Linked DNA regions of Homo sapiens: regions 1 and 2 are each linked to region 3. The links are chromatin contacts, found by Hi-C or POLR2A ChIA-PET in ENCODE. All regions are on one chromosome and are shown on one strand. The core of a region is the stretch at or near the end of the contact, and the rest is flanking DNA. Distances in the headings are between cores, read along the strand shown. Region 1 overlaps TBC1D2B (TBC1 domain family member 2B). Region 2 overlaps IDH3A (isocitrate dehydrogenase (NAD(+)) 3 catalytic subunit alpha). Region 3 holds the start of CHRNA5 (cholinergic receptor nicotinic alpha 5 subunit).

Region 1 (4,154 bases), core at 913-3,412, 500 kb before region 3:
CCCTTCCTTTACTATGGAGAAGTGCCAGACTTCTCAGAATCAAAAAACTTGCAGACATGTGATATTTATCTCAGTGCTGAATACTACAGACAAACATGGGCCTCTTCAATGTTTTTTTCAAAACTCTTACAATTCTTTGATTATATCAGATGCTAAGCTATTTTTAAAGTTAACACTACAGTTTCTTAAATCAATGGAAAATTTTCACTGCTGTATTTGCAGCAAGCAGCATAGTGCTTAGAATATGATAGATGCTCAAAAATATTTGCTGAGTAAATGGACACTACAAACGTCCGTTTCACCATGAAATGAAAGCACACACACCACACCCACACACACACACACACACACACACACACACACACACAGAGGATATGAGGGCTTAAAGCATGCATTTAGCCAACAAGCATCTAACAGGTGCTGGGATCCTCTAAGTATGAAAGGCACAGTAGTGAAATACACTGACAAAATATCCTAGGAGGTGATGCTCTGGTAGGACACAACAGCAGACACTCAAAGACTAGACCAGGAGCAAAACCATCCTGAATCTGTAGCCGACTGAGGGCCTCCTGTGCTGGCTGGTGAGCTACTGCCTGCTGGACAATCACGAAAGCCACAGTCTCCCCAGGGATCCTCTCAGCTTCTTGCCCCTCACATGGCCTCACATATCTGAATGCCAAGATGTTTACTGAACTGAGCACTCCAGGCAAAGTACTTCACAGAACACTAGTTACAAGCCACTAACTAGTCACCACTACCCAGTTTACCATTTCCACATTGCATTCACTCTGTGAAAGCAAACAAAACCCAGCTGAGGGCTGGCCTGACAGGATATGGGTGAACACCCGATCACATGTCATTAAGATCCCACTACATAAATACCAGAACCGAAAATTGCTAATGAAAATGCCTCTCCCTCTCCCAAACTGACAGTCACTTCTACAATGGTGGGGGTCTTTTTCTTTCTTTAGAGGAAGGGGGTGTTACTGTTTGTATTTTGTTCTGACTGGAGGTGGGAAGTCTGCACCCCAGTGGCTCAAAGGTAAAAGCAACTGATCGAGGAGACTGGTCCACCCCCCTCAGACGTGAGGTGGGAGCTGGTACATCTGAATACTCCTTCCATTTCTCAAGAAATCGTCATCTCCACAGAGGAAGGAAACTGGTAATGTGCATATGAGCAAAGCAAGTGCAGCAGGAGAGAAGTCAATGCCGGGGGCCATTAGGAATGCTTCAGGAAAGGAAGTCCACCAGGGCGGGCCGGCCCTAGCCACACACACACCTGCCAAAGCGAGCTTCACCCATCACAACACCCACCACTCAGAAACAAAATTAAGAAGCAACTGCTCAAGATAGGTTCAGCTTTGCATTTATCTACTTTTAAATCTGTTTGCCAGTACATAACATATAAATACATCAACCCTTTGTACCCAACACGATAATCCTCTAACTTAGTTACATAAAAATACTAGGCATGACCAAACCATCAGTGCCACAGTCCAAACGTGTGTCCCCGCAAAATTCACGTGTTGAGACCCAGTCCCCAAGATGATAGTACTAAGAGGGAAGCCTTGTGGGAAGTGATTTAAGTCATGAGGGCAGAGCCCTCTGGAATGAGATCAGGGTCCTTATGAAAGAGGCCAGAGTGGTAAAAGGAATTTGAGGAGAAAAATACATTTAGATAGATAGATACATACATACATATATACAAACATACATAGATGGAGGCCCCAGAAGGAACTTGTCTGTCCCCTTCTGCTATGAGGACACCACTAGAAGGCACCACCTCTAAAGCAGAGTGAGCCCTCACCAGACACCAAATCTGCTGGTGCCTTCATCTTGGGCTTCCCAGCCTCCAGAACTATGAGAAATAAATTTCTGTTGTTTATAAGCTACCCTGTCTACGGTATTTTTTCACAGCAGCACAAATGGCCTAAAACAATCTATCTGGGAGCAGAAGAAAGAAAACAAAAACCTATTTGTCAAACCCTGCTTAAAACTCTTTACTGACTCTAGCTCTTAAGATGAAGACCAAAATCCTGCCCTGGCCCAAGGCCTGCCTCTTCCAAAGGCTATGTCCCCTTCACTCCTAGTTGCCACCAGGCACTCCTTGAGTCCCACATGCAACCAGCACCCCCACCTAAGGGCCTCTGCTTATGCCATTTCCTCTCCCTACAACACTTGACTTCCTCCTCTCCACCCCCACCCCCGCTCCAGTCAACACCAACTCATCCTTTGAGTCTCAGCTCAAATGTCGCTTCTTCAGGAAAGTCTTTCCTAGCCCTCCACCAACCATAAACCAGATCAAGATCCTGAACTATACATGCATTGCATATCTTTCCTTTCAAACTTCCTAGCACTGGTTGGTGTTTGTTATATTTTATTAACGTCTGTCCCCCCCACCTACTGAAAGCTCCAGGAGGACAGGGACTGTTTGTCTTGTCCAGTCATATCCCCAGTGCCTAAGCACACACAGTGAGTGAATGAGTGGGAAGCTCCTGAGGCCTTCCTAGAACACAAGTCAGTGAACTACAGCCTGCGGTCATTTCCAGTCTCTGCCTATTTCTGTACAATCTACAAGGCAAGGGCAGTTTTAACATTTTTATTTTGCTATTTTATTTTTTTGAAACAGGGTCTCCCTCTGTCACCCAGGCTGGAGTACAGTGGAGCAAACACAGCTCACTGCAATGTCCACCTCCTGGGATCAAGCAGTCCTCCTGCCTCAGCCTCCCAAGTAGCTGGGACTAAAGACATGTGCCATCATGCCTGGCTAGTTTGTTTTTTGTTTTGAGACAGAGTTTCGCTCTTGTCGCCCAGGCTGGAGTGCAATGGCGCCACCTCAGCTTGCTGCAACCTCTGTTTCCTGGGTTCAAGCAATTCTCCTGCCTCAGCCTCCCAAGCAGCTGGGATTACAGGCATCCGCCACCACACCCAGCTAATTTTGTATTTTTAGTAGAGACAGGGTCTCACCATGCTGGTCAGGCTGGTCTCAAACTCCTGACCTCAAGTGATCCACCCACCTCGGCTTCCCAAAGTGCTGGGATTACAGGCGTGAGCCACCACATCCAGCCACACCTGGCTAGTTTTTTTTAATTTTTGTAGGGATAGGGTCTCACTTTGTTGCCTAGGCTGGTCTCGAACTATTGGTATCAAGTGATCCTCCCATTTCGGCCTCCCAAAGTGCTGGGATTACAGGAGTGAGCCACTGTGCCCAGCTAACATTTTTAAATGGTTGAAAAAAATCAAAAGAATATTTTGCGAAATGTGAAAATTATATGAAATCCAAATTTCAGAGTCCATAACTAAAAGTTAAAACACAGCTATACTCATTCTGTGGTTGTTTCTGTACTACAACAGCATAGTGACAGATATGGCAGAGTGCGCAAAACCTAAAATAGTATGTGGCCCTTTACATAAAAAGTTTGCCTCTGCTATAACAGTGTCCTTGGAGTCCTGACCATGGGCATGAAATATATGAGACCCGAAAATATGGAACTGACTGTAAGCTCTCTCCTCTGGGGAAGGGTGAGTCATAACCCCCTTTTGGATTCCTGATGTCTGTTAAATTCAGTGGGCATTCACTGAATGGCTGCCACCTCCATGACATGAGGCAAGAATGGCATGTAATACACCTGTATATTTGGGAGTTCTGGCTGATCACTTCTAAAGGGTCAGGGCTCACACCAAAACCAGTGCTTACTGGGTGACCATTTTCTATTCATTCATGCAACAAATGTCTACCTGGGCACCTTACCTTAGTCGGTTCAGGCTGTTATAACAAAAACACCACAGACTAAGTGGCTTAAACAACAGAAATTTACTCAGTTCTGAAGGCTGGAATGTCCAAAATCAAGGTGCTGGTCAATTTGGTTCCTGGCGGGGGCCCTCTTCCTGGTTTGCAAAGGAATGCCTTTTTGCTGTATCCTCATAGGTGGAAGGGGAGATCATCTCTCCAGGGTCTCTTTTTATAAAGGCACTAATCCCATTCGTGAAGGCTCCACCCTCATGAGTTAATTACCTCCCAAAGGCCCCACCTCTAAATATCATCACACTGGGAGCTGGCACTTCAACATACGAATTTTTCAGGAACACAAACACTAGTTTATAGCATGTCTCCTTTGTGCCAGATACTGTTGCAGGAGCTGAGGATACACACA
Region 2 (3,801 bases), core at 1-2,500, 400 kb before region 3:
CAAGCATTTGATGTTGAACAAGGATTCTTAACGTGGGTCCCAGATTGAACAGGGTATGTGTGCACATGTGTGCATTTTCTGAGGTGAGGATCTAGATATTTCATCCAAAAAAAGTTAAGCAGCACTGATGTATAGACATCAGTGTACAGTGGAAAGGTCAGTGGTTTGGGAGGCAGCATCAGGTGCACGCCCAATTATCCTATTGTTAGCTGTGTGACCTTGGCCAAGTTCATTGATTTTTTTTGAGACAGAGTCTTGCTCTGTCACCCAGGCTGGGGTGCAGTGTCATAATCTTGGCTCACTGCAACCTGCACCTCCCGGGTTCAAGCAGTTCTCCTGCCTCAGCCTCCCTAGTAGCTGGGATTACAGGCGTGTGCCACCACACCCAGCTAATTTTTGTATTTTTAGTAGAGATGGGGTTTCACCATGCTGGCCAGGTTGGTCTCGAACTCCTGAGCTCAAGTGATCCTCCCGCCCCAGCCTCCCAAAGTGCTGGGATTACAGGCATGAGCCACCACACCCGGCCAAGTTCATTGATTTTTATAGACAACTTTTTACTCTTCACAACAAACGTCTGTTGAGTGTACCTTATAAGGTGTGAAGAGTAAAATGATGAATAGGGTAAGATGCTGAGCCTCAAGGAGCTGGGAATCTAGTGGCAGATACAGATGCAGATGTACCTCTAATACAATAGTCTTATATGTTACACTGTGTGCATCTATAATACAAAAGCAATACAGAAGTTTTATAAAAGTAATAACTAATATTAATTGAATACTTATGCAACTTTTAAGTTCTTTATATATCATCTCAGCAAAGTTTTTCTATAACTCTTTGAAGTAGATGCTATAATTCCATTTTATAGATGAGGAAACTGAGGTACAGAGAGAATAAATAATATGTCCAAGGTTTTACAGCTCCTAAATGACCCAAGTTGGTATTAACACGCAGTCTGGGCCTTACCCAACAAGCTCCACCGCCTCGGTAAGCAATTGTGGCCTGTGGAAGAAGTGTCGCGGGCTATTCCGAAGTTAGAGGAAATAATGCACTTGAAGACTCATCCCTAATTTGAGGTCCTTTTTAACAAAAATTGTGAAAAATATGCATAACATAAAATTTGCCATTTTAGCCGTATTTAGGTATACAGTTCAATAATGTTAAGTACATTCACATTGTAATGTAACCATCACCATCAGTCATCTCCAGACCAGTTTCATTTTCTCAAACTGAGACTCTGCACCCGTTAAACAGTAACTTTCCCTTCCCCCTCCCATCCTCTGACACCTGCCATTCTGCTTCCTGTCTCTATGAATTTGACTACTCTAGGTACCTCATGTAAGTGGAATCATACAGTATTTGTCCTTTGAGTCTGGCTTATTTCACTTAGCGTAATATCTTCAAAGTTGGTCCCTTCTTTTAAAAAAATTCTGTAATTTGAAATTATATCGTGTGGCCAAAATACAAGAAATTCAGGCTTGTTTTTAACAGCCTGATAGTCACATTGGAGGTCATATGATTTTCTTATTCTTTAAAGTTATATTTGGGAAGTTATAATCTACAGCCCAGTAGAGAGGTGCCTGAATTACATAGTGGGCCCTTTTATTGTGTAGGATGGAAAGATAAAGAGAATTAAATATATTGGGGTCTGTATGCAGGAAAGAAAGGATAAGCTGGTAGAACAGATCAGTTGTATGGGAGGCTTTCTTTCCTAAAGAGGGAGGTTTAAGAGTTAATGATTTAGGCAGGTGTGGTGGTGCATGCCTGTAGTTGCAGCTATAGGCTGAGGCAGGAGGATCACCTTAGCCTCTGAGTTCAAGACCAGCCTGGGCCACATAGTGAGACCCCGTCTCTTAAAAAAAAAAAAAAGAGTTAATGATTTAAATATTTCTTTCGTATTTGTGTCCCAGCCTCCAAAAATAGATCAGATACAAAAATTAGTTGGGTATGGTGGCATGCACTTGTAATTCCAGCTATTCAGGACGCTGAGGCAGGAGAATCGCTTGAACCCAGGAGGCAGAGGTTGTGGTGAGCTGGGATCGTGCCACTGCACTCCAGCCTGGGCAACAGAGTGAGACTCCATCTAAAAAAAAAATAATAATAAAAACAAAAATAGATCAAAATATGTCTCAGGTCTATTCCTGAGACATATTTCCCAAGGATTTTTATGAAACTTCTTATTTAGATTCGCTTTTATTTAAATATCCATGACCAACTAATCTGGGTTAGGGTCTATTGTGTGAACAAAGGGAAAATTTTGGTAAAGCTCCCTGCCTCCCTTTGCATCAAGAGCACCTTATTCTTTGCAGAGTGCTGTTGTATACACTATGAGATTGGATCCCGATCCTCCTGGGCTGGGTAGATGGTGGTGGAGTGGTTCCTCACTTTGAAATGAGGAACTAAATGAAAGAGCAGCCGAGTAACTTGCCCAGGTGGCATCTCACTGAGGGCTTTAAAATCTCCTTGGTTTAGTTTAGTTTGCGGATACATCTTTTATTTTTGCTTTTTCCTTTTCTCAGAGCTTGACAAAAGATTTGGGAGGCAATGCAAAATGCTCAGACTTCACAGAGGAAATCTGTCGCCGAGTAAAAGATTTAGATTAACACTTCTACAACTGGCATTTACATCAGTCACTCTAAATGGACACCACATGAACCTCTGTTTAGAATACCTACGTATGTATGCATTGGTTTGCTTGTTTCTTGACAGTACATTTTTAGATCTGGCCTTTTCTTAACAAAATCTGTGCAAAAGATGCAGGTGGATGTCCCTAGGTCTGTTTTCAAAGAACTTTTTCCAAGTGCTTGTTTTATTTATTAAGTGTCTACCTGGTAAATGTTTTTTTTGTAAACTCTGAGTGGACTGTATCATTTGCTATTCTAAACCATTTTACACTTAAGTTAAAATAGTTTCTCTTCAGCTGTAAATAACAGGATACAGAATTAACAAGAGAAAATGTCTAACTTTTTAAGAAAAACCTTATTTTCTTCGGTTTTTGAAAAACATAATGGAAATAAAACAGGATATTGACATAATAGCACAAAATGACACTCTTCTAAAACTAAATGGGCACAAGAGAATTTTCCTGGGAAAGTTCACATCAAAAAGAGTGAATGTGGTATATTTCTAAATGATATGGAAAATAGAGACAGATTTGTCCTTTACAGAAATTACTGAGTGTGAATAAAAACTTCAGATCCAAGAAATATATAATGAGAGATATAATTTTTGTTAATAAGACAAAGGTAATATATTGGATACAAAGACACAAATGTATTGTGTGTTCAATTATTTTGTTGTCTTGAGATTTAATATTCTTTCCAAGAGCTTTTAATGAAGCAGAGAGCTAGTACTTCATTTTCACTGGATACATTTTCAGCATCATGAGTTGTCACAGCCTCTGAGCCCCTGATCTGAAGCCAGAAGGGCTGAGTGTATTGTAAACTTATTCTTGCATGTTGCTGTCTGGGAATGGACCACACTACAGCAGGTAGTTCTGGGGGCGATACTGCCGAAAGGCCCGAACACATGTATTTTGGCTGCAATTGAGGAACTTGGGATGCTATTAATTTTGTATTTCAGCAACTGCCCCTTCTCCTATCCCAAAGCACCAATTACTGCCCTCTGCCTCAGCAGTACCAGTATAAGATGACATTCCAAAGACTGGAGGCAACTCAGCCTGAGTTAATTCACAAAATTATGCCATGCTGGGGCTTGAGCTTGAGCTTGGGCTTAGGCTTGGGCTCAGCTTTTGACCCTCAGGCATCTCCTTTCCCTTCCTGTCTTCCTCTCCCTTCTCCTCTG
Region 3 (3,805 bases), core at 910-3,409:
ACATAGCCTCTAGGCTGAGAAATCCACTATCTAGTAGAGAACATAATTATGGAGAAATAGATAAAGAGAAGGCAGGTGGCATTTGAAATGAGCCTTGAAGAAAGCGTGGGTTTGGATATTCAGAAGAGGGGAGAAGGAAGGATAAATGAAGACAGGAAAGTGTAATAAAAATTCCACAATCTTCAGAGGAAAAGGTGGTGTCTGGGATGCAAGAACTGTGTAATAGTCCCTTTGGCTAAGTCTCAGAAAGTTGGTAGATAGATGCCACTTTAGGGGAACTTTGTAGGTGGTGGCTGCAGCAACAGCAGCAATTTTCATTGTCATTTGGTCAGCTAATGTCTCCTAGCAGTGTGAAGATGCCTGTTATCAGAGTCAGGTGTAGCACCATATCCAGCAACCATGAGTAATTGGCGTATCCCCCTGGAAAAACCATGTAAGATGTAGACATTATATTCTGATTATTTGTTTGGATTTTAAAATGCCCAACAAATGTCACGCTTTGCCTTTCACTTAATAGCAACAATTAATAGTGTTTTTCATAGATTATGTAAATAACCATCATTCTCATGATTATTGATATAACATCTAGGAGTTCCAATTATACTTGCAGTGGCTGCACTGACAACCATTTCATTCTAGTTTTGCCACTGACAGGTACTGTGACCTTCAGCAGTTATTCAACTCCTCTGTTTCAAATCAGTTAGCTGTAAAAGCAGAATAACATTTTAAAGTCATCCAAACACTGTTAGGATGAATTGCATAAGTGCCTGTAAGTCCCATAAATTCTTCAGAGTAAAATGTAAATTTGCAGTGAAAGGATGATAGGTACTGTCTTTCATTTCTGTGCAGAAGTGCAATTAATTACTAATCTGGTTAACATCTTGTGCATCCCTTTTCTGTGGCCCCTTTGTTTAAGTCCTGTTTAAACAGATTGGCTCCATTGGATGTAATTTACATTTTTCCAGCTGTATTTGGACCTAAGAAGAGCATCTTCACTGAATTTTGCTGTTTAGATTCTTTGCAACCAGGTTTAGTTTTTCACAGATTTACTAGTCTGGAGGGTGGAGTGAAATTTTTGCTCACAATGAGTCTTAGAGGTGTCACCTCCATAAAGCGTTCTGTGAAGAGTCAGCGGCTCCCTCTGCCACTGAAGTTTAAAGATAATTCGCCTGAATCCCTTCAGCCAAATGAAGCTTTCTAATTATGGACAGAGAGGATGAAATATAGGGTCTGGAGGGATTTGAGACGGGTTTCCAGCAGTCGGCACCAATCTCCACCAGAGGTGCTAAGTGTCTGTAGCAGATAGTCACTAATATTTACAAATGTTAATTGATGACAACACGGAGGGCGATGCCCACGTTTGAGGCGACTGCATATCATTTCCGGGGATGGCTTGAGTGAGTGTCAGAGCTGTACCTTCCCGAGTCCTCTAGTTTATCTGCCTCGGTTCCTCGCTTCCAGACGAGGAAACAGGCCCAGAGAGGAAAGTGACTTGCCCAGGGTTGTCTCGCTGGTCCACAACACAGGTCTCCTGGTGGGGACCCCTTGGCTGACACGACAGCCCCAGGAGGCAGTCAAGCTGCGACTGGTACTTCCTGGTGAGAAAGACTTGAGTGGGCAGCGGGGCCCATGGAGAGCGCTGCAGCCTGGAGCAAGTCCCCCACCACTGTGATTCTGCCCCAGCCTCCAGCTTGTTTCTTTCTGATCACAACTCGGAATTACTTTATTTACATTTTCTATCAGCTGGGAGCAATCTGTCCCTCTGCTTCCCCTTTTGGTGCTGAGCACAGAGCAGACATCAATGAATAGCTGTTATCTTAAGGTGTGCAGTGACTAGGCCAAGGACATCCGGTGGTTAGAGAAGGACGCGCCTGCGATGCCAGCCTCAAGTCTTTGCCTTCCTGGAACTCTGCTCCAGGGTCGCACCTGCCCAAAGGAAGGCCTGGAGGCGGGGGCCAGGGCGATGGGGCTGGGCCAGGCGTGGAAAAAGAGGAGCTAGGAGCAGACAGGGTTGGACCAGAGGCGGGGCGGGGTGGGGAAAGGGTTGGTGGGGATCGGAGGCGGGGCTATGAATAGACCGGACTGGGCCAAAAGGAACAAGGCGAGGATTGGGCGGGGCCAGAGGGAAATAGGGGCGGGGCTAGGCGCCGGGAGCTTCCACATGCGTCCCGAGCCCGCCAGAAGCTGCTAGGCTGAGGCTGCTGTCCCGGCGGGAGCTGTGGCGCGGAGCGGCCCCTCTGCTGCGTCTGCCCTCGTTTTGTCTCACGACTCACACTCAGTGCTCCATTCCCCAAGAGTTCGCGTTCCCCGCGCGGCGGTCGAGAGGCGGCTGCCCGCGGTCCCGCGCGGGCGCGGGGCGATGGCGGCGCGGGGGTCAGGGCCCCGCGCGCTCCGCCTGCTGCTCTTGGTCCAGCTGGTCGCGGGGCGCTGCGGTCTAGCGGGCGCGGCGGGCGGCGCGCAGAGAGGTAAGCCCGGGCTGCAGAGGGGCGGGGCGGGAGCTGGCCCGGACTCCACATCGCGGTGCCCAGGAAGCCGCCAGGCGACGGCCGCCGGAAAACCTGGTTGCGAGGGGAGGTGGGTTTTTTTCTCCTGGGGGCTTGGAGTGAGGTTTCAGTTTAAATGTCCAGATTTGCTCATTTAAATGCAGAGAAAGGGCTACTTGGGTGGGTTTTCTTTGTTGTTCCACGACCTGCATCGCTGGAGACTACGAGGCTGGCTTAGCGTATACTTCCACACAACTTTTTCAGTAAAAGATGCCACTCTTGTCCAGCAGGGCTTTCCTGTCCTGGTGGCAGCCAAGCTTCCCATTTTGTTGCCCATTTACGGGATATAGAGACTCTGGGGTTCATTCTAGGGGTTGGGACTTATCTTCCACCTCCTGCCCGCCGCCTCTTCCTCCATCCCTGTCCCCTACCCACCGCAGCATTTGAAAACCTTTCCTTTCGCCGGAGATGAAAGGTGTGTGTTGTAGCAGGCTAGGCGGCCAACTTCCCTGGCTTCGGGGCTAATCGTTTGCATCCAGAGTTCCTCACTAGCTCCTTAGAGCACAGCTTTTTTCAGCCTGCTGTTTTTCAAGAGGTTTTGGACAGGAATGGAAACAACAAAAGAAATCGCGTAGTCCTACATGTTTCAAGTGCTTGGGAAAGTTTTAGAGTCAGTTCTCTCAATACCTTGAAGAAAAACACGTTTGTGGAGCAGCTATGGTGTGATCTAAACGTAGAAAAGCTAAGCATCCGTTAAGCAAGATATGATTACAGAAGTTCACTACGTCTGTATTTCAGGTTTTATGAGTGAGTTTCTTAAATAGTGGAAATATTGCAAGAACCTTTTCTTGCCTTTCCTTTGTTAAGGTTTTTAATCTATGGCTCCTGATTTTAGGAAGTAATAAGACTAGAATAATTCATTGCAGGATGTATTGCTTAGTGTAGACCGAAGAGAAATAAGATGGAGGGTGATTTAAACAAATGAAGAAAATCCTGGGCAGAGAGAGTTAAACAGAAAGAAAGGAATGTGATTTTGGAGCCAGGCAAACCTGTATTCAAATTATGGCTCTGGTGCATCCTGACTGGACGAACTTCTCTCAGCTGTTTTCCTTCTTTAAGAAATGGCGGGCCGGGCGCGGTGGCTCACGCCTGTAATCCCAGCACTTTGGGAGGCCGAGGCGGGCAGATCACGAGGTCAGGAGATCGAGACCATCCTGGCTAACACAGTGAAACCCCGTCTCTACTAAAAATACAAAAAAATTAGCCGGGCGTGGTGGTGCGCGCCTGTAGTCCCAGCTACTCGGGAGGCTGAGGCAGGAGAA

What was found. A loop is a pair of places that touch in the nucleus more often than their neighbours do. ChIA-PET counts read pairs that join two places held with the same protein, here RNA polymerase II (POLR2A). Pooled maps may share reads with other maps.
Region 1: a map with no recorded cell type shows a loop between it and region 3 (3-fold over the local background). The contact joins the enhancer-like site here to the promoter of CHRNA5 in region 3. A Hi-C loop is called at or near these places in 1 of 37 single-sample maps with no recorded cell type and 3 of 50 pooled maps. POLR2A ChIA-PET finds 5 or more read pairs at or near these places in 3 of 52 experiments (HEK293, activated CD4-positive, alpha-beta T cell and activated T-cell).
Region 2: a pooled map shows a loop between it and region 3 (2.6-fold over the local background). The contact joins the enhancer-like site here to the promoter of CHRNA5 in region 3. A Hi-C loop is called at or near these places in 2 of 50 pooled maps. POLR2A ChIA-PET finds 5 or more read pairs at or near these places in 2 of 52 experiments (WTC11 and activated T-cell).

What each region holds. Positions count from the first base shown.
Region 1 is chr15:78,068,054-78,072,207 of GRCh38, forward strand. All of the region lies in intron 1 of TBC1D2B (TBC1 domain family member 2B), which reads right to left. Among named protein-coding and RNA genes, the nearest start is that of TBC1D2B, 7.6 kb to the right of the region's middle. RefSeq lists enhancers at 935-1,014, 1,045-1,094. Within about 2 kb of position 2,163, at least 19 of the 41 ENCODE cell types and tissues checked have a DNase peak (open chromatin) inside an H3K27ac peak, as active enhancers do.
Region 2 is chr15:78,166,406-78,170,206 of GRCh38, forward strand. IDH3A (isocitrate dehydrogenase (NAD(+)) 3 catalytic subunit alpha) reads left to right here. Exons shown (of 11, transcript NM_005530.3): 11 at 2,517-3,801. The coding sequence ends at 2,600. It overlaps ACSBG1 (acyl-CoA synthetase bubblegum family member 1), which reads right to left. Exons shown (of 14, transcript NM_015162.5): 14 at 1,063-3,801. Among named protein-coding and RNA genes, the nearest start is that of IDH3A, 19 kb to the left of the region's middle. RefSeq lists an enhancer at 1,127-1,426. Within about 2 kb of position 1,251, at least 3 of the 41 ENCODE cell types and tissues checked have a DNase peak (open chromatin) inside an H3K27ac peak, as active enhancers do.
Region 3 is chr15:78,563,361-78,567,165 of GRCh38, forward strand. CHRNA5 (cholinergic receptor nicotinic alpha 5 subunit) reads left to right here and starts at 2,160. Exons shown (of 6, transcript NM_000745.4): 1 at 2,160-2,465. The coding sequence starts at 2,360. RefSeq lists an enhancer at 1,358-1,547 and a silencer at 2,358-2,447.